3 separate regions of the Homo sapiens genome follow, and regions 2 and 3 are each linked to region 1. The links are chromatin loops, found by intact Hi-C in ENCODE. Cell type or tissue: Caco-2. All regions are shown on one strand. Each heading gives the region's core, and the rest is flanking DNA. Links, peaks and the distances in the headings are about the cores only.

The links. Hi-C counts contacts between places; a loop is a spot of excess contacts. Peaks named below come from ENCODE experiments on the same cell type or tissue, not always from the same donor. Only the 100,000 strongest peaks of a DNase experiment are listed, where the experiment ranks them.
Region 2: it touches region 1 in a loop (11-fold over the local background); 1 of 110 quality-filtered maps calls a loop at or near these places.
Region 3: a loop joins it to region 1, with 4 times the contacts of the local background. A loop is called at or near these places in 1 of 110 quality-filtered maps.

The regions. Positions count from the first base shown.
Region 1 is chr3:139,650,613-139,657,931 of GRCh38, reverse strand. The region is part of intron 1 of NMNAT3 (nicotinamide nucleotide adenylyltransferase 3); the gene reads left to right. Among named protein-coding and RNA genes, the nearest start is that of NMNAT3, 24 kb to the left of the region's middle. In Caco-2, for the core only: no CTCF peak of the experiment used is centred there; DNase peaks (open chromatin) are centred at 2,741, 3,131, 3,571 and 4,101.
Region 2 is chr3:139,755,915-139,763,233 of GRCh38, reverse strand. No RefSeq gene overlaps it. Among named protein-coding and RNA genes, the nearest start is that of NMNAT3, 82 kb to the right of the region's middle. In Caco-2, for the core only: no CTCF peak of the experiment used is centred there; a DNase peak (open chromatin) is centred at 4,223.
Region 3 is chr3:139,584,980-139,592,298 of GRCh38, reverse strand. All of the region lies in intron 4 of NMNAT3 (nicotinamide nucleotide adenylyltransferase 3), which reads left to right. Among named protein-coding and RNA genes, the nearest start is that of RBP1, 49 kb to the right of the region's middle. RefSeq lists an enhancer at 5,375-5,764. In Caco-2, for the core only: a CTCF peak has its summit at 3,662; a DNase peak (open chromatin) is centred at 3,678.

The DNA of each region.
Region 1 (7,319 bases), core at 1,845-4,344:
GAGCTCTTTAGGGAGCCCCAGAGCACACTCATGACATATCTCCACAGCATGCCCATTGCACCCCATGACACACTCCCACAGCACCACCACACCACACCCACCATGATACCCCCCACAGCAAAACCCCCAACAATGTACCCTCATGGCACATTCCCATGCTATATCCTCCATACCATACCCCTATGATCCATCCCCCACAACATGACTTCCACAACACATTGTGCAGCATGGCTCTCCTGTCACCGACCCTCACCCAACCTTCATGTCACACTTCCCCATGAGACACCTATAGGCCTATCCTGCATCAAACCCCTCCATGGCAGACTCCCCACCACAGAAGACCCCACAGCACCCCACCACAGCATATGCTTCTGTATGACAACCGCTGCAACACATACCAGCAACAGCCACAGCACACACCCCACTACACACCTCCTAAGATGCACCTCTGTTGAACCTTGAGTGGAGGCCCCATTGCCTTCGCTAGAGAAGAAAGAGTAATTTCTGACACCTGCGCACTAACCTGTTTTTCCTTCCTTTGCTTGGGCAAAGATCTTGAGATACACAGGAAGAAGAACAATTTACTCTTGAGGGAAGAAGTTATAATTGATGTCTAAAGGATAGTTAATATGCTGATTACATTTATTTCCTACAAAAATGAATGAGCCCATCTTGAATACCAAAGATCTTGTGGCTTGGATGGAGGGACCGAATGGGCTCAGTCAGGGCTCCTGTTAGTTTCTGCCCCTCTAAAGGCAGTGGGAAGTGAAATGGCCTGGCCGGCCCTTCACTACAGGAGCTTGAACTTGCCTGTATTTCCTAGTACCACAACTTGGGATGGAGCCCGGAGTTTCTGTGTCCCCATCAGAAAGAAGATGATAGCACTTCTCTGCAAATGTCTGCAGTATCTGCAAATATTAAAGATAAAAGTGTAGTTACAGGTACAGTATAGGTACTGCCAAAATATGAGTTAGTAGGCCTAAAAATCACCTAGTAAATAGTATATTAACTTTTAGTTACTAGTGATTTGTTATGCTTGATTTATTATTGTCATCCATGAAGGTTCAAAATGTGAAAATAATAAGATTTGGAATTCCTGTTTTCTACCACAAATAGCATTTTGGTCTTTGTTTGTTTTTAGAGACAGGGTCTCACTCTGTCACCCAGACTGGAGTGCAGTGGCACAACCATGGCTCACTGCAACCTCAACCTCGTGGGCTCAAGAGATCCTCCCATTTCAGCCTCCCAACTAGCTGGGACTACAAGCATGCACCACTACATCCAGCTATTTTTAAAAAACAGTTTTGTAGATATGGGGGTCTTACTGTGTTGCCCAGGCTGGTCTCAAACTCCTAACCTCAAGCAATCTGCCTGCCTCAGCCTCCCAAAGTGCTGGCATTTTGAGTATTTAAGTAGCTGCTTGTTTTTCCATATTTGACTGCCCCGTTAAAATGAGTTCCGTGAGAGCAGAGTATATTCTCCATGCCTCTTTCCCCAGGACTGAGCAGTCACACATGGAAGATGTTAAGAATTTGGATGGTCATCACAATAACAAAACTGTTAAGCTCATTCAAGCTGCACTTTAGAAATGAAGCCACCAATAGGACCTTCAAAACCATGGTTGTGATCTCATTTACATGCTACTCTGTCAATTAATGCTACATGCCAATTAAATGGGACATTAAGCTGCCAATAGGTCTGCAACTCTGCATGATAGAATCCTTTCCACTTCAGCCAGTGACCTGAATTCATTGCGTCCTATTCATTAATTACCAGGGTTTGTCCTCAACTCCATCCCCAGCCATCCCTAACCAGGGCAGAAAGGCAGCCAGACAGTCTTGTTTAGGAGAGATTGTGATGCAAGTTAGCATGGCTGGATTCCAGTCATATTACCAAACATTGTAGTTGCTTGGATGCATCTGAGTTAGTGACATTCTAATCTTTTAAAATTCCTGCTAGAAGCAGAAAAAGCAAGATTTAGAGCCGAAGAGTGTGAGGGGATGGCCAGTCACATAAAGCAGCCCAGTTTTCAAGGAGCTACTCTTGGAAAACCCTCAAAAGCAGCAATTCTGCTACCAGCTCAGCTCACCTCTGGTTTGCTGCAATCCAGCCAGGTTTTAGGTAAATAATCACAATGAGCAAATGTGCCCATCTGGAAGGACTGGTCTAACACATCCCATAAGCTTACATTTTAGTTTTCAAACTCTTGCTATTATATTGCCATTGGCAAAAGATGCAGCAGTGCTTACTACTTCCCTCCTTCTGTGGCTCGGGCACTTTAGTAATTTAGAAATGCTTCTTCTTCATCTAGAGAAGTAAAAATAATTATAATAGAAAATGGGTAATTTGCAGCTACAATGCCAGGCTGATAATCAAAACCTTGTAAATGGAAACATAAGCATATGTTTATCACTTCTTGAAATTAGAATGCAATTGAAAGTAGCTGTGGCCTCAAAGAGAGGGCATTATGGAAGGGAAGGCAGACTTACTTGTTAGTTGGAGACCTGCCTGCTAATGAGGCTTTTACGTTGCTGTTGTCTCAGGAGCAGTGAATAAAGGAAAGCATCCCTGAGAGCTGCTCAGCTTGTTCAGGGGACCCTCAGGTAATCACTTATAGACTGATCACTCTCTTGCATAAAACCACGCAGAGGCTTACCAGCCACCACCGTCAGGATCAAGTTTGACCTTGTCAACATAGAGCATAAGGCCCTTGGCAGGCTGGCGCAGGCCTCCCATGCACCTTAGCCACTCTGTTGACCCTGCTACTGCCTCAGCATGCTCCATGGCCTCTCACATTCCAAGGCCTTTGCAAATGCTGTTTTCTCTTCCCAACTCATTTACCTGCCTAACTCGTAGTCATCCTTCAAAACTCAAAACATCTGTTACTTCTTCTTAGCATCCCCCTCTTAACCTGACCGAGCCTAGGGCTCTCCTCTGCCCACCTAGGCTCCCTGTGTTTCCATTTGTGCCAGCTCTTACCACCCTGGGCTGTGACCGTCCTTAGCCTTTCTACCTCCCACCAGCACAGGCAGGTGAGCATCTAAGCATGACTGTGGTGTGTCTTTGTCTCCCTTGTTCTGGCATACTGCCTGACTCATAGCTGCTGTTTGATGTTTGCTGAATGAAGGGATTATTAATGGCAGTCAAGGACTTTGGAACCATTTTAAAGTTTGTCTTTGAAAAGCACAGTTATGACATAGAGTCATTGATAACATAAATCCTATAATGCATTCCACAGCCAGTTGGGCTGCTTGGGTCCTCTGTGTCTGTGTTCATTTTTGTGATAGGCTTAGGTTGGATCATGAGTTAGTCCTGCCCATTTTTCACATCAAAGGCAAAATTGGCCCTAGAAACATAATAGTTTTGCCTCTGTACCATAATCAGGACAGCAATGTGTTTGCTGCTTTGCATCTTATTTTTGTGATATTGTTATAAGTACTGAAGGGCACACAAATGCTTTCGGCATCTGAAGGAGGTCAGTTTCATTAATGAATCAGTTGTGAGCTCAGAAAGCAAGTTTTCTTACTTTTGCCCTTGCTTTGTAACCCAGCGTCTGGCTCTCTCTCTCCCTGGTGGGCCCACAGGCCTGCTAGTGAATGGGCATGTCTGCCAGTGGCTTAGTTTTTCATCACCATCCTTATTCTGAGTCAGTTCCAGGCTCATGGATCAGTAGGGACACACTGTTTACATTTAAATCAGACCCCTGGTTTGAAGTTGACTTTATTTTTATCTGCAGATTAATTGCCAAATGCTTAGCTTTTCAGCTAATCAGGTACCTCTCATGCTCCTATCCACAGGGAAGTAAAGGGGAGCTAAGTGCGAATCCTGCCTGAAGGATCCCATTCATAAGACATAGTGAGCATGATGGTTTTGGGAGCTGTCCCAGTGTAAGACTGTGTGTGCTCTGTACTCTACTAGCTCCTGGACACTGAGGGACAAGAGGGGGGAGCAGAAGCGCTGGTCAGAGGGCACTATTTGCCCTTGACCAGATCTCATAGCTTGTCTCCAACCTGCTGATCTACGGAATGATGAGGCTAAACTAGAAAATGTCTCTGGTCCCTTCTACCTTGCTCTGAAATGCTGCCACGCCCCAGGTTCGAGTTACAACGTGTTGCTGACTGTGACTCAAGCAGTGAGTGAATGGAAGTAGGGGAAGAAAGTCTAGGCAGCTACGGTTTGCTTGAGGAGTTTCTGGGGCTGGAATAGGGTGGGGCTGTGGGGAAGCTCATTTATCCATTCAGCCAGAATTTCGTAAACCTGGCTTATGCCCCAGCTGGGACAGAGCTAGGCACAGAGACCTTGAAGGCAACAAACTGAGCCCTCTCGGGCATCCTCCTGACCCCAACACGTGGCTACTACACTTAGCAGTCAGCTGTTTGTTTCCAAAAGTGTCAGTGCTGGCTGTATTTGCTAATATAGTCAAATAACTTTATTAAATATTATATAAACTAATGAGCTATGAGTATAAAAGGAAAGAGTAGGTTTTGCTGATAAATGATCTGTTTGATTGCTCAGAAAATAATGGCTTCAACTCACATAAGCATTTTATAACTCCTGATTTCCATTATTTTTAAATAGAACAGTTTTTTTTTAAATTATGGGGGTTTTAACAATATCACCTTTTGCATTATTCCATGGCACATTGAGAGGTGTAAGATATTTTGCATTTGAATTAAGAAACACACACACACCTTAGTCCCATGTTATTTACAGGATGACCTCTTAGGAGCCATTTAATCCAAACATAAGTAATTTTATAAAATGGAGTAGGCACAGAAAATGATAGAATAACACCAATACAGTGACATTTATGAAGCAATGACTCCATAAACTGCAACTTATGGCACCACCAACACCCCTGCCCCCGCTGCCAATCTATCCTTTCCTTTAACATTTTAACTCCATTATTTCAATAAAATGAGAGTAAAATACTTATCATGAAACCCATTTTGTACTTTGAATCTTTTTAATCCTCTCTTAGGTGAATGTGCCTCTCACTGGTGAGGCGCATACCTGCTTTTCTCTGGTCACTTTTGCTTCTGGACTTCTAGAAGTACAGCCAAAACTGTTTGCTCTCACAGAGGCAGAGCTGCATTTGGTTCTGTGGTGATTCCCAGCTTCTCTCGAGGAAGAGAAGATGCGTGGTTTATTGGATCTCAATACCCTCTCCCAGGGGAAGAGGCTGCAGGACATCTGTTTGCTTTTGCTTTCAAAATTAAAGTGGATGTAATTTGGTTTTGAAAATTTTGCAATTTCACTTAAAAACATTGCTGTTGGGAACCAGGGAGTCAATGTAGTAAAGTCCTCACAAGGGCCTCTCTTGGGCCCACTGAGAAGTGCTGTTGCCCCCCATAGGCTGCTCTTGCTCATACCCAGGTCCTGAGGGGCCATGCTACACAGCTCAGCAGAGACACCTGGAACACCTGGCAGGGTGGGGTCGAATCTCATCTCAGCTCACTCCTCCTTGCTGTGCAATCTTGGGCAAACAAGTTCAGTTCTCTAAGTCCCAGTTTCCTCATCTGCAAAGGTGGAGTAATAGCATCTAATTGAAATATGTGTGCCCCTTAAATGGTTGGAAATATTAGTCAGTGCAAATGCTTATTCTTTATCTTTCCTTGGATTGTTCACCCGGAGCCATTTAACCTCACTTCTGAGTCCCCTTACACACAGTGATGTTGATCATCTGGGTACCCACAAAATGTAAGGGGACATTACAGCCCCGGGCTGCTGCAGGGCAGTGAAGCTGTGAATCTTCTGGAATGCCATGCCAGGCCTGGGCACTGGCTGGCTGAGGGTAGGACTCAGGGCACGATGGTCTTCCCCAGGCATGGCTTCCTCCCAGCATCACCTCCAGCCTAGGCTTTGGGGGCCTCTAGACAAGGGCCTAGAATTTTCTCTGGCAGGCCTGAAGCTGGGTGGAACAGTGAGGGCTGGACACAGATCAAGGAGTGGGCTCCAGATATGCTGCTCAGTGAGGAAGGGAGGACTTAGGTCCCCAGGCTGTCAGTTTCCCTCCTCCAGGGCAGGGAGCATGGAGCATTCAGAGGAACACTGACTTTGGAATAGCAGAGAAGGCAGGAAATGGTTGGAGCAGGAGCACTGAGTTATGGCTGGGAGAAGCTTTAATAGGCCATTAAGGGGGTGGGATAGGGTAGGGGAAGTAATTAAGGAGGCCATTTTGCACCCTTGCCCGGAGCCTGGGACCCTGAGACCAGGAGTCTAGGGATTCGCTCTGCCCTCAGACCTGCCAGCTCTGCACACAGCCTGAGCTGTACCACAGATGTGGGCCACCTTAATTCCAGCAGCTACCTTTGAGATACACCCTTTGGTTTTCAGGATTCTGGAATCTCATCATGTCTGATGGAGAGGCAGTTCAAAGTCATTGGCAGTGGGTCAGCAGTATTGTCTGCAGATAAAGCATAGCTTCTCTTCTCTTAGTATCACAGATGTTAGGCAGCCTTCCCCTCTCAGAATAACCTCTAGCTTTTGAATCATTTGGCATGAATATATATGGAATCATTGGTGGAGTTTTTAGTCTGTTATTTTTCCATTCAGATTAGTTAGAAATGTACCTTCTTGAGCTAAGGCCTAATACAGAAACTACTTTGCAAAAAAAAATGGAGACTTGGGAAACTTAAAATGAAAATCATATAATGGAAGCCATTATTTAGTCTCTAATCCATGAGTTTTTATGCTGTGCGGGTATTTATATATTATACTTTCTACCAAAGTTCTTCACACAAACAGGCCTGAGTGGGTCTCTTACTTCTTACCAATTCTTACAAAAATTATGGTTAACATGTCATGCCAACTCCATGCTCTTCTTATTTTCCAACACATTTTCCTTTTACAATAGAAATGTTCATATTGGGTTAAATTAGAAAGTTATTTTAAATAATCACTTCTGAGGTATCAAAGTAAGGAAGATTTTATATTTTTTATTTTATAAATGATGTGGTGGTTTTCTTTGATTACTTCTTGGATCCTACTGTTCAGAGAAAATCAGATATTCCTTTTTGTAAGAGAAGTTATGAATCTTCCCTGAAGAGTTTTAGAAAGATAAATACTTCTCCCTTGGCATGATGTCAGCAACTTCTGCCTCGAGGAAGGGAAATGGAGTAGAGAATTGCTCCAGGTCCTTTTCAGCTTTAGATTTCTCTGAATTTATCGCTTTCACAGAAGGGATCTCCTGCATCTTCCACATTTGTCCCAGAGTGTCAATCTCATTAGGCCGAGGGATGAGGGTTATATGTCAGGATGCATTCCTCAGGTAAAACCTAAAAGTCTCCACAGCCAAAGAGCTTGGTTTATAAAGCACT
Region 2 (7,319 bases), core at 2,742-5,241, 100 kb before region 1:
CAGCTCTAGTTGTTCCAAAGTTCTCCTTCATGTCCCCTATTGCACCACTCAGTTAGAACACATTTAGGATTAAATACAATATAACCTAATTATATTTAATGATAAGTAGTGAAGTTTTTTAAAATAAAGTCATCGTTTTATTGGTCATAGTAGTAGATTTATGGACCATCTTCATCTTATTGTTTACCTGTCCCTGTGAGGTTGGTGTCATCATACCCATATGAGAGATGAGGAAAATGAAGGCTCAGAAAAATCCAGTGACTTGACTAAGTAACCTCGGCTGGGAGGTTGCTGTAGCAGGATTCAATTTCAAATCTGTCTGACATCAAAGCTCCTATTCTTCGCACCAAGCAACCCACTATTTTTCTGTGGCCTGTTTTGGTACACATTCAGCTTCCTGGCAACAGGCCCTGATGCTGCATCCCCCCTCATCCCCTCCAGGAAACCTGCAAAGAGCCCAGAATGCACACTCTGATCAAATGTTGCTCAAACTAGTAGCAGCGTTTGGAAGGCGCTTCATGACCTGCAGAGTTGCTCCCAGTATGAGGCACTGCCAAGTGGGAGCAAACAATACTTGTGTCCATGCTCAAGGCATTGGTGGGGATTTAGTCTCAGTGACTTGGGAGTATTAGGCTCCCAAGCGCTGCCAGCTCCAAGCAGCAGCCCCAGTGATTTCGAGCATTTGCTGCTGAGACATAGCAAGCAGATGGGAGCAAGGCAGCCTGACCGGGGGCAGGCATCCCATGCCTGCCTCTGCCGAGTCACACCAGAGAAAAAATCAGAGGACGAGGACTGAGATAACGAGCAGATGCCCACGAGCTCCTTTGGTCACCAGACAGCTGGGCCTAATGGAAAGCCCACGTGCCTGGAATCGGAAGGTGAGTTCTCCTCCTGACTACTAACTCAGGCTGCATAACCTTGAGCAAGGAATTTCCCTAGAAATGTCAGGCTCCCCAGCTGTCAAGTAGAAATAGTAAGACTTAACAGGTCTACCTCATGCAGCAGCACTGGCCGTTTCAAATAGGGTCTTTCTCAACTCTGAGCTCTTCCAAGAAGCATTTTATTATTATTTCTGGACAGTGTTTTCTCCTATCTCTGAACTTTTCTTTTCTTTGAGATGAAGTCTCACTCTGTCGCCAGGCTGGAGTGCAGTAGCGTGACCTTGGCTCACTGCAACCTCCACCTCCCAGGTTCAAGCGATTCTCCAGCCTCATCCTCCCAAGTAGCTGGGACGACAGGCACATGCCACCACACCCAGCTAATTTTTGTATTTTTAGTAGAGATGGGGTTTCACCATGTTGCCCGGGATAGTCTTGATCTCTTGACCTCATGATCCATCTGCCTCTGCTCCCGAAGTGTTGAGATTACAGGGGTGAGCCACTGTGCCCGGTCCCGTCTCTGAACTTCTAAAGAATTTGCTCAAATATTCTGGTTATAAACATACTACATGATCATTGTGGAAAATTTAGAAAATACATAAAAGAAAACAACATAAATTATTCATAATTCCATCATTCATAAATATTTTTCACATTTTGTTATCTATCATGTTATATATATATATAAATGGTTAAGATAATTTTCTACAGTTTGCATTTTTCTTTTTTATTTAATGCTATATCAAAAAATTTAAGGTCATTAAAAATATGTTTATGAGCATGATTTTTAGTCTGTAAAATATCCCATTGTATCCAAGTGCCAATCCATTTAATCCTTCCCCTATTGTTGAACATTTAGAAGTCTTCCAATATTTTGATATTATAAATTGTATTTCACAAACATCTTTCTTCATAAAGCTTTTTTCTTCCCCATCTCTGATCATTCACTTAGATTTCTAGAAATGAAACCGTCTTGTCAAAGGGTAGCAGCATTTTGAAGGCTCTTGTGGCATACAGAAATGTCGCAGCAATGTTCATTCCCATCAGCAATGTGGGCTAGGCCAACCTCCTATGGTCTTTCCATCATTTGACTATTATCCTTTTTTAAAGTCTTATTATTCTGATTCAGATAAAATAGGTTCTGACTGCTGCTTCATTCAGATTTTTTAAATTACTTGTTAGGTATTCTGCTCATTTCCATGATGGGCTTAATTCTGCTTCACAGATCTGCCTGTGTCTTCCATTGCATCCACCTGTACATCTATCTAATCTCCTGAGAGACAAGGCCTGAACCCACAGTGGTGGACTGCACCAAAATGCCTTCTCTGGCCCCTGTTCAGATGTCTCAGAAGGGTCCCATCACTTTCCAACCTCACCCAGTCTGTCTTGTGATGTGCCTGGCTCTTTCCTCACCGACTCAGGATCTTTAAAGGCCTCCAGGGCCACATCACACAGCAGGACCTGGCAGCCAAGACAGTGAATTGCGATGGCTTATGAGCCTTCCCACCCATTAAACAGAAAGCTTCTTGAGAGGCTCTCTGTATCCATTAGCTCTCAGTGTAGGGGACACTATTCCCTACCTTTCTCTGTGTTAACAAGCCTTGGCCCACAATAGGAATCTTCAGTCCCAAACTCCCCCTAGAAGTACCAGTTAGGAGCATACATCCTTTCCTCCATTTCCCAGTCACTCATGACAGTGTGTGAGATAGGAGAGACTGGCAGGAAGGAGCTGGGCGTGTGCACAAGTCAAGCTAGTCTCCGGGACTCTGTCAAGTGAGACTGCCTGACCTCAAGATGCCTGTCCTTCTCCATGCCTAAGACTACAAGGTGATCCTATCAAGGCAGGCCTCTCTCCCATGGCTTGTGCCAACGTCAGCACAGTTCAGAGAGGATGAGGAGCAGAAAGGCCCCAAATGACCTCAGATGCAGGCCTTTTCTCTCTGCTCTCCAACCTTAACACCCATAATGCTGATGTTTCGGTTTCTCCCTAACTTGCTGGCCCAGGAGTCATTAAGAGAAAGGAAAGAGAACTCTTGTCACCCCAGGTTCTGCAACACTCACAAAGGTGGCTTTGTGTAGGGAAAGGCTGCATCAGTGGTCTTGCCACCCTCTTCTAGAACTAAGTGAGAGTGCTCTGGAATTAACAAATAAGTAATTTCTAAAATCCACGAAATTAACTTTTTATCTTAGACTATTGTTTCTCAAATTTATTTCTAGATTTTGTGGGCTATGATTGGCATGCATATGTAAAAAATAAAACTTTGGGATCAATTTGCATTAGAAGAACTTTGTAAAACAAAGTTAATAGGTTTGTTACCCACGAGACTTCTCAGAGTCTTTAATATACTGATATATGTTGTGAATCTTCAAGAAAAGTTTGAGACATATGTTTCACAAACATCTTTGACTTCTGAACTCTTTACTGGTTACCTCATACAGAACTAGGGTTCAAGAGAGCATGACTTGGGAACCCTACATTATGTCTCACATTTCCCTCCACCATATATGTATGATATTTCCCAGGAGAAACATCATACACCTCTAGTAGGAAAGAAAGCTCTGGCCTAGTCTCTCCCTGAATCAATTCTCTTTCTATCCAAGTCCTAGCGCAGGCTCTGGGACTGAGTCTGCTTAGATAATATAGGGCAGAGGTCAACAAACTTTGTCTTGTAAAGAGCCAAATAACAAATATTTTAGGTTTGGCAGGCCATACAGTATCTGTTGCAACTATTCACCTCTGCTATTCCAGCTTGAAAGTAGCCATAGATAATACTCAAATGGGCATGGCTGTGTTCTAGTAAAACTTTATCCACAAAAACAGACTGCGGGTCACATTTGGCTCAGGGACCATAGTTTGCTGACCCTTGTTGTAGGGCATCTCAGACTGGGGAGGAAGGGCCCCTGGGGACTGAGTCTGAAGAAGTAAGTTGTGATAGGGGAAGTCATGACAACCCCCCAAGGGGAGTCCAGTGACCCACCCTTGGACAAGAAAGCATTTCCTGAAGCCTGCCACAGTGCAAATGATGGGTAAACAGTCATTTTCCCTCCCTGCTTTGGGGTTCAGCAGGTATAGCTGCCTTCAATACTCAATGCTACCGGTGTGTGATCATAAAAAGTTTCTAAAACGTGAAATGCCCCTGGGAAGCCACATGAGGTCTTGTGTGAAATCCCCAGCATTCCTCAAGAAGTGGATTTCCTTAGGTGAACTGAGGGTCAGTGGCCTTGTCTGAACCAGGATGCTTAATTAGAGAGCAGCTGCTGCAAACTCAGGCGGGAGAATAGGACCAAGTGTCTGCCTGCATTCCATGTGCCATTCTTACTCCTGAGTCCACTGTAGGGGAATGTGCAGGGAATGCAAGGACTGCCAGCAATGTAACCCCCAGAGCACTGGGCCATGTGGACTGAACAGGCTTCAGAGAGAGCAAAACAAGTGCCATTATCTATAAGTCAGGCCTTATCTTCCAACCTGTGATGGAGGGAACCGTGGAGTGCCATCACTCAGAATCAAGGGCTTTGTCAGCAGTGTGATGGGGCAAGCACAGAGGGGTGTGACTGTAGACAAAACCAGCTAGGAAAGCTTCCTGAGGGACTCAGAAAACCCCTCCTCACCCAGAAATTAATCCCAGGTGCCTGACCACAGCTAGAGACCCATCACTTCTTCTTTTTTTTTGTTTAGATCGAATCTCACTCTGCTGCCCAGGCTGGAGTGCAGTGGCCCAATCTTGGCTCACTGCAACCTCCACCTCCTGGGTTCAAGGAATTCTCCTACCTCAGCCTCCTGAGTAGCTGGGATTATAGGTACGTGCCACCACAGCCGACTAATTTTTTGTATTTTTAATAGAGACAGGGTTCCACCATGTTTGCCAGGCTGGTCTCGAACTCCTGACCTCAGGTGATCCACCCGCCTCGGCCTCCTAAAGTGCTGGAATTACAGATGTGAGCCACCACACCCAGCCACTCATCACTTCTTTAGGGAACCCCCAGTGGAACCTGCCTGATCATTGGCTTATCCACGCCCTGGAGCAGATCTCATCATGACCGTACACCTTGGATTTCTCTGAAGTCTTAATTTAAAATACTCTGCCCCAGGTTTGCCATGAGTCCTAATCTGTCACTCAGAAAATGTACAACCGTGACCGTATTTGGGGAAATAACTATGGTAATCTAAGTTATGACCAACAATTTGGGAGCTAGTTCTACATAGAGAAGGCTTCCTGGGAAGTTCAAGTTGGAAGATGCAGAAATATTGAACTTCCTGGGTCATCTCAAGAATCAAGAAAGACTATGGTACAAGATGTGCTGAAAAGGCCCTTATATGAGTAGACAGGGGTATCTTGGCAGAGTACCAAGAGCATCCATTAAAAGTGTTTATTAATAATTATTATTATTAATTATTAATAATAATTATTATTAATATTACTTATTATTAATAATAATTATTATTAATATTACTTATTATTAATAATAATTATTAATTACATGGTTCACTCCATCACAGCTTGGAAGGTAAGGCCTAACTTACAGATAATGGTGCTTGTTTGGCTATCTCTGAAGCCTGTTCAGTCCACATGGCCCAGTGCTCTGGGGGTTACATTGCTGGCATTCCTTGCATTCCCTGCACATTCCCTTCACATTCCCCTACCTATTATTATTAATTATTAATAATACAATTAATAATTAGATATTAATAATATATTAAATATTAATAATATAGTTATAATGATATTAATTAAATATTAATAATAATATAATTAATAACAATGATAAAAATGTTTGCAGACAAGAACCAATTGAGTGCCAAGAACTTCACAATTACCCATAGACAGATAAAACTAAAACCAGAGGCCTTTCCTCATCCTCTTAAACTGGCATGTATTAACTACAGTCTGTGCAGGAAGCCACTCCAGGTGATGCAGGGTGGCCAGAGAACTTGCCCTCGAAGAACTTATGACCTACTTAAGAAGTCAAGTGGTTAAATTTTAAAATTACATAAAAATAGAAAAGTCCAATAATACCTACACATCAAAATAAAAACAGAACTACCATTAGGCAGTATTTTGTACCTACCAATGGGCCTGAATGGAGGAGAAAAATCTTCATAAACTGAAAGAAAGGGAAGAAGAATGAGTTTTGGCAAAGTCAGGGAAATTTCCATGAAGAGTTCTCCATACGCCTTGGCTGGAAGAGACTTTCAAGACCATCCAGCCAAGAATATAATCATTAGACATGAACCTCCTTTCTTAACCATGGTAGGCACCATTAATAGGCCATGGAGTTATTTTCAGCTAAGCCAAGAAATGCAGTTTCAAAAAGGCAGAGCCAAACAATCAGAAATGTTACACAAAATGAAAATGCTATCACTAGGCCTTCAACCATAGAAGAAACAGGCACAGCAACTCAAGCAACCAAGGTCTCACCCAGGAGGTTAACAAGCAAGCCAAGACTAGAGCTCAAGGCTCGTGCCTCCGAATTCTGAGGCCTTTTCTGATATTGGGCAGAGGCAGTGGGCCTCTCCAGTGTGTATTATGTGTTGGAAACCCCAGATGCCCCTTGGAGAATCTCCTTTCATGTGGCTGCAGTGGCTGCTAGAACTCTTCCTTAACAGAAACCCAGATGCTGAGAAGTCCCAGGGCAGTTCTCAGGATTGAAGAAGGAGCCTTCTTGAGGGGTGACAGCTCTTATCCCAGCACTGTCCTGAGTGGGGAGTGTGATCCCAAAGAGGAAGGGGTCCTTCCATTCTGAGGAGATCAGGATATTGAGTACGAAGGGCACCAGCACAAAACAACTTTGTCTGGCTCTGTAAAATGGGGTTCAAATTAGCTCCAGGAGGTGGGAGGAGCTCCCATGTGAAAGCTGCTGAGTGTTGGCTGCAAGTGGCTCCCGCTGCCCCTTTCTTCAGCAAGTTGCCCTCATCCCTGCCCAGGAGGTCACCCTCATCCTCTCATCTGCTCACTGGGAGATGGGTGTGAGTGCAGTATTCATTTGGAAGTTCCCTGGATGGAGCCTAAGAAAAATTAACTAGGCTCAATCAGGTTAATTTTGCAACTTCATATTTATTAAGTCAATGGCTCTAAAACTTGAGAGTGCACAAGATAGCCTAGGGGGAGAGGAGAGGAGACTTTTTTAGAAATAGACCATTAGCCCAGCGCAGTGGCTGACGCCTGTAATCCCAGCACTTTGGGAGGCCTAGGCAGGTGGATCACGAGGTCAGGAGATCGAGACCATCCTGGCTAGCAGGTGAAACCCTGTCTCCACTAAAAAATACAAAAAATTAGCCGGGCGCGGTGGTGGGTGCCTGTAGTCCCAGCTACTCCCGAGGCTGAGGCAGGAGAATGGCGTGAACCCGGGAGGTGGAGCTTGCAGTGAGCCGAGATCGCACCACTGCACTCCAGCCTGGGTGACAGAGCGAGACTCCATCTCGAAAAAAAAAAAAAAGAAAGA
Region 3 (7,319 bases), core at 2,297-4,796, 66 kb after region 1:
ACACTTTGCTCATTTCTTTTTATTCTTTTTTCTCTAAACTTCCCTTCTCACTTCATTTCATTCATTTCATCTTCCATCGCTGATACCCTTTCTTCCACTTGATCGCATCGGCTCCTGAGGCTTCTGCATTCTTCACATAGTTCTCGAGCCTTGGTTTTCAGCTCCATCAGCTCCTTTAAGCACTTCTCTGTATTGGTTAGTCTAGTTATACATTCTTCTAAATTTTTTTCAAAGTTTTCAACTTCTTTGCCTTTGGTTTGAATTTCCTCCCGTAGCTTGGAGTAATTTGATTGTCTGAAGCCTTCTTCTCTCAGCTCGTCAAAGTCATTCTCCATCCAGCTTTGTTCCATTGCTGGTGAGGAACTGCGTTCCTTTGGAGGAGGAGAGGCGCTCTGATTTTTAGAGTTTCCAGTTTTTCTGCTCTGTTTTTTCCCCATCTTTGTGGTTTTATCTACTTTTGGTCTTTGATGATGGTGAAGTACAGATGGGTTTTTGGTGTGGATGTCCTTTCTGTTTGTTAGTTTTCCTTCTAACAGACAGGACCCTCAGCTGCAGGTCTGTTGGAGTACCCGGCCTTGTGAGGTGTCAGTCTGCCCCTGCTGGGGGGTGCCTCCCAGTTAGGCTGCTCGGGGGTCAGGGGTCAGGGACCCACTTAAGGAGGCAGTCTGCCCGTTCTCAGATCTCCAGCTGCGTGGTGGGAGAACCACTGCTCTCTTCAAAGCTGTCAGACAGGGACATTTAAGTCTGCAGAGGTTACTGCTGTCTTTTTGTTTGTCTGTACCCTGCCCCCAGAGGTGGAGCCTACAGAGGCAGGCAGGCCTCCTTGAGCTGTGGTGGGCTCCACCCAGTTCGAGCTTCCCGGCTGCTTTGTTTACCTAAGCAAGCCTGGGCAATGGCGGGCGCCCCTTCCCGAGCCTCGTTGCCGCCTTGCAGTTTGATCTCAGACTGCTGTGCTAGCAATCAGCGCGATTCCGTGGGCGTAGGACCCTCTGAGCCAGGTGTGGGATATAGTCTCGTCGTGCGCCGTTTCTTAAGCCGGTCTGAAAAGCGCAATATTCGGGTGGGAGTGACCCGATTTTCCAGGTGCGTCCGTCACCCCTTTCTTTGACTCGGAAAGGGAACTCCCTGACCCCTTGCGCTTCCCAGGTGAGGCAATGCCTCGCCCTGCTTCGGCTCGCGCACGGTGCGCACACACACTGGCCTGCGCCCACTGTCTGGCACTCCCTAGTGAGATGAACCCGGTACCTCAGATGGAAATGCAGAAATCACCCGTCTTCTGTGTCGCTCTCACTGGGAGCTGTAGACCGGAGCTGTTCCTATTCGGCCATCTTGGCTCCTCCTCTGAGTAAATTCTTTTTTTATATATTTTTAATCTATATCATTATGCAGCTATTAAAAGTGATGTTTTCAAGAGTGCTAATGACCAAGAAAAACCCTTATGATATAATCTAAATAAAGAAGAATTAAAAGTGAATTTACGTGGTTTGAAGAAAAGTATAAAAAAATACAAAATGAACTATAATATAAACCATATTAACATCTTAGATACGTTTTATTAACTTTTTATCCTTCACACTTTTCAGTAGACTGTAATATTTCTACAGCACGCATTAATTTTTAAGCTTATTTTATATATCATATTTATAAATTTATTAGATAATAAAAGTTGTTACTCTAAGGCTTATAGTGTTATTTGTTCCATCCTCATTTCTGATTCCTGGTTCCCAGAGCAATCACTTATGACTCTTTCAGATGTTTTCTCTGGTACTTGACTCCCCATTTCTAAATAACAAGCTTATACTGTTATATCTTGTTTTTTCAGATTTAGATAATATATCTTGGCTTCCTTCAGGAAAAATGAAGATTTCACTCTCTCACACCTCCACCCTCCCATTCACACCTCGCCTCCACCACATGCTCCCAAATTGATTAGCTCATAACTTTGGGTTTGATTCATATTATTGTTCACATTTATGTCTATGTAAATAGTGTCAAGAAAACCATGCAGTGCACTATGATTCCACTGCCTCCCATATAAACTTTGGGTTTTTTCCTAGAGTTAGTAATTGTTCATGTATTTGTTGCCTTAGTTTCCTATGCCTATCATTAATTCAGTCCCAATTTTACCAAAAGATCTCTAAAACTCTTCTTAGTACAGACAAATTCATCAGATGATCTGTCTGTTCCGTTTTGTGTCTGCCCATATCCCTCCTGAAGCCCTCCAGGTCCTAGCTGGACATCCAGCTCTCTGTACCCACTATACTGTCATCCTGGGATTGCCTTTCACTGTCTCCCTGGGGATTCTCTGTGCCTGTTTCCTGATTCAAAACCCCTGTTTCTTGGATCCCATGCCTTCTGCTTTTGGGTTTACTCTCTTATTTGGGTGGTGGAGTTCGTCTTCTGGCATCTTTGTGAGAAAGGGTATAGAGGAGGTAAATTTTCTGAGACCTAGCATGTATGAACACAACTTCATGCCATACTTCAGAGGGCAGTAAACTACAGCCCATGGGCCAAATCTGATCCATAGCCTATTTTCATTCATGTTGTGAGCTATGGGATGGTTTGCTTACATTTTTTAAATGGCTTTTAAAATTATGCAACAAAGCTTGTATGTGGCCCATAAAAACTGTATGTGGCCTGCAAAGCCTAAACTATTTACTATCTGTCCAATAATGGAAAAAGCCTGCTGACACCTGTTCTAATTGATTGGTAGTTTGGCCAAATGTAGAATTAAGGTTGGAAATGATTTTCCTTTAACATTTTGAAGACTTCACTCCACTGTCTCCTGGATTCAAGACTTGCTGTTGAGAAATCCAATGCTATCCTGCTTTCCAGTTCTGTATGTTAAACCTCTGGTTTTCTCTTTTGAAACTTTCAGGACCTTCTCTTTAAACCTACTCATCTAAAATCTTATAATGTTTTGCCATTGTGTGAATCTTCTTTTATGCCAAATGTTGATTCTCAGAGGACCATTGATTCTGAAAATGTATGTCCTTCTAGTCTGGGAAAATAGAATGTCTTATTTATTTGATAATTTCTTCTGTTTTCCTGTTCTCTTTCAGAAATTTCTATTAGTTCACTGTGTACCTCCTATATTAAACCTCTAGTCTTTTCTTCTATTTTACAATTCCTGCATACAATTCCTGCAAATCCTGCATACAATTTCTGCATTGCCTTTGTATCCTCCAAGTTCCTTTGCTCCTGGTGGCTGTTTTAGTCTCTGTCTTTCATGGTGAGCACCTTTCCAAAATTTGTCTCTTCCTAGACTGTCCACTCATGTTTGCAGATCAGGCCCTAAATGCAGGCTAGAAGCTCTGGATGTGAATGTAAAGCTGATAGACCTCATGGTTATATGGTCAGGCCCTAGGTTCAAGACCCCCAAATGTGTGTAGGTGTTGGTGTCTTTTCCTAGGTAGGTCTGTTCCCCAGAGAGACATTCTGGGAAACATACTTAATCCTTCTGTCTTAAAGATGTTACTTCCCCTCCCTCAGCTGTGCCTATATTTGAGAATAAAGGTTCTCTCTGGTCCAACCCAGGCAGAAAGTAGATATGCGCCCTTCTGCCACAATGGGAGGATAACGTAGGCGATTAGAGGCTGGGGTGGATCCAAGGACTCTTCATACAAACTCTCAACTGGCCCTCCTGTTTTCAGGCCCTCTGGCACCCCCACCTGGAGAGGTTCTTGGCTCCTCCGATTCCTGAGCCACTCTGGGCCTCTGCTACTGCACAGCTTGCCTCTTACTGCCTTCCCTGCATGCAGAAGACTCTGCTTGGTTTATTATCAATTTTTATCAGCTCTCCAGTGTCCAAAATGTTTTGCATTTTCCCAACTATTGTCTCCTTTTGCACTCTCTTTGCCCTTATGATTTCATACTTTATTTATTCCTTTATTATCATTTTCTTAGTTTTCAGAGAGGGTAGAGATAAACAAGGAATTCTGTCTGTAGGGATGGTATATCTTCATTCTAACTAATGTGCTCGTCGTGTTACCCAGAACGAAAAGACAAGTTCACGTCCTTAAGGAGCGCTCAGTGTCATGGGAAAGGCACAGGCAGATGAATCATTTTCATACAGGTGCTGTAATGGAGATGTGTCTGAGCAGCAGAGGGTCACAGGAGAAGTATCTGCATCTAGTGGGGGAGGGCCTGAGAGGGTCACTGGGATTGTGACCTAGAGCAGTGGGGAAGGGAAAAGGCTTGGACTTATGACCATTTGGAGGGCAAGAAGGAGTTTTAGATCAAATTGTTATTTTTATTGACTCTCCTCTCCTGGGTGCTATAAAAAAGCATTGATTTCTCAATGCAGGGCCTGTCCTATCAAGATGAGCTAAACCATCACAGGTGACACCTGGGTATCCAACATGCCCAGCAGAGCTGCCTGGAGAGAGCCCTGTCCTTCCACCATTTTCTTCTATAAAACAGAAATTAATGTGAAGGTTAAATGTATGTAAATTGCTCAAGAAAGTCAGCACCCAGCAGGAGTTAGTCCTCCCAACCCCCATTTCTTTTAAACAGGAAGAGAAAAAGAAGGAGCATGTATGTCCCATGTATAACATGAGCTCAGATGCGCAGAAAGATAACTTACTTTGCTTTCTATAACATTCAACTTGATCTTAAGCCACCATTTCCATGAATTGTGAAAAAATATGTCACTTCAAGGGATTCCTGAAGTGGTAAACTTTTTAATTTTCAGCTTAGTCTTTTACAGGTTAGTTATTAATCAAGTGCATTTTTTCCTGCCTACCTCCCCAAGAGTGCATTAAGCATCCTGGATGGCTTAGCATCCTGGCTTCCAAAACAGGGCAGCTGCCCTCACTACTTTCTAGCCGAGGGATCTGTCCTTAATCTTAGGCACTGGCATCTATCCACTCTCGCTCCACTATTGAAGCCTCCTCAGCTTCTCTTGTCTCAGGCATTATATCCCTGTTGTCTGGACCTGTGCCTTGGCTCCCCATGGTACTGTCAATGCCATAGTCCCTGGCTTTGGACTGTACTCCCTATACCCTGTATCTACCCGCTAGTAGCCCAGGCACCTGCTGACTGCTAATTCTCAGCCTCCTTCACTATTCCTCTCAAGGAGACTTAGAATTGCTGTGGATCTGTGCCATACCTTGCCAAAGCTGAAGGAGGCTGTTCTGAAGCTCTCTCTGCTATACACGCCACATGCCATTTCTATTCTGTCAGTGCCGTTGTGTATTGGCACAGGGCAATGCAAGGTGGTCTTCCAGAATTCCAGATGGGAAGCAAAATATAAACTCCACTGCTCTAACATTGTCAGATTTAACTGGGCATCTTAACTATGCCCTCCCAAACCCCAATACAAATTAGGTTTATCTCTGCAGGGTATGAGAGTATAGGGAGCAGGCCTAATACCTGTCTAAACTGTCACCACAGACATTGTCTATCAGGCTTTTCTCTGCCCTTCTGCCCATTCTTCCACCTCACCTCACCCTCAGGCCAAAAAGGGCCTTTTGTTTTCATTTTCACTTTCTTTTCTTTTTACTGCTCTGTGGGCTTTAGTGAAACTGTGCACTCTGATTCCCCGGGTTTTCTGGTTCTTGATTATTTTAAGAGTAACTTTTGGAACTTAAATAAACCTTTTCTCTCTCAATATAGCCTGGCTCTTTTAAATGAAAGCTTTAACCTTCACAAGCATTACCTCTGAAATGAGTTTCAAGAGCCAGTTGTGGGAGTCAAAAACTGAATATGACCTCCTTGCTCTCAGCTGGGTTCTGCCATCCCCTTGAAGGAGGGGGTACCTCAGCCCTCAGGAAGGAGAGCCTGGGCCTGCCAGGATTACCATGGAAGGAAAATGCTTCCAGTTTCCAGGGGGGCAGCCTACACTCTTAGGATCAACTTTTCCATTAAAACAACAAAAAGTGGTGGGTAGCACGTTTTCCACACTTCACCTTTTTTAAACTTTTATTTTGGGTTCGAGGGTACATGTGAAGGTTTGTTATGTAGATAAACTCATGTCTCAGGGGTCTATTGCACAGATTATTTCATCACCCAGGTATTAAGCTTGGTGCCCATTAGTTATTTTCTCTGCTTCTCTCACTCTCCACCCTCCACCCTCAAGTAGACCCCAGTGTGTATTGGTCCCTTCTTTGTGATCATGAGTTCTCATCATTAGCTTCCACTTAGAAGTGAGAACATGCGGTATTGGTTTTCTGTTCTGCTTCTCTTTAGCAAACTTCACTATTAAAGCTAAAAAGCTGAGAGATAAACACCTGGAACCAGAGAGGTTAGCAGGCTATGGGAGCACCAGAGCCACTGGTGCCCTGTTGAGCACTTGCCAGAACGGCTCACTTAAGCTTTGAATCAGCAGCCATGCAAGTCGGGAAGAACAGAATTCAGAGACTGGATCCCTTCCAAGCTGAGAAGCCTCAGAGTTGACTTCCCCTACATTCAGCTGAACCCACAAGGAGCTATACCCTCCGGGGTAAGGTAAACTAGATCTTAATTCACCTTTTCCCCCTAATCCTAGAGAACTTCTGAGAAGCCTTAGTGCTTTAGTGCTGAGGCAAAAGAGGAAAAGTGAAAGAATAAAATATCCCTAGGAAGAAGCAGCCACACATGAGTCCTTGCTCAGATTTGAAACTCCCATCCTGGATTAGCCAAAAAAACTCAAGCCAGGAATTTGATTTCAGGTTATTCATGAGTTTTAGGTGCCTGGCAAAAGCAAATATGAAGTGTCTCTGGAATATCTATCTTAGATCTGGAGGATCTTTCACAAATAACTGCTCAGGAGCATTCACCAGAAAACATTGAAAAATAACTAGGCACAAAAGAAAACAATATGACTAAGAACTATCAGAAAAAACAGACAACAGAAATAACCTGTACAGACTTTGAAACTGGCATTGTATGATACAGATTTTAAAAGTAGTATTTATATCTAAAGAAAAAAGAAACTATAGAAAGTCACCAGATTTGATGAAAAACTCATCAGAATTTCTAGAAATTATGACCAAAATAAACAAAATTAAAAGTTCATTGAAAGCTCATTAAATGTGTGCACACCAAAAACAGGATCCCAAAATACATGGAGTAGAAACTGATAGAGCTGAAAGGCAAAATAGACAAATTCGCAATTATAGGTAGAGATTTCAACACCCCACAATTGCCAATTACTACTGCTAGACAGAACTACTGGACAGAAAATCAGCAAGGATATAGAAATAAAGACACTCAACAACAGCATCAAATTGATGTGTAACAGAACTCTCCATCATCCAACAACAGCAGAATATATATTTTTTTCAAGCACCTATGGAATATTCACTAAGATAGGTCATATTCTGAGCTATAAAACAATC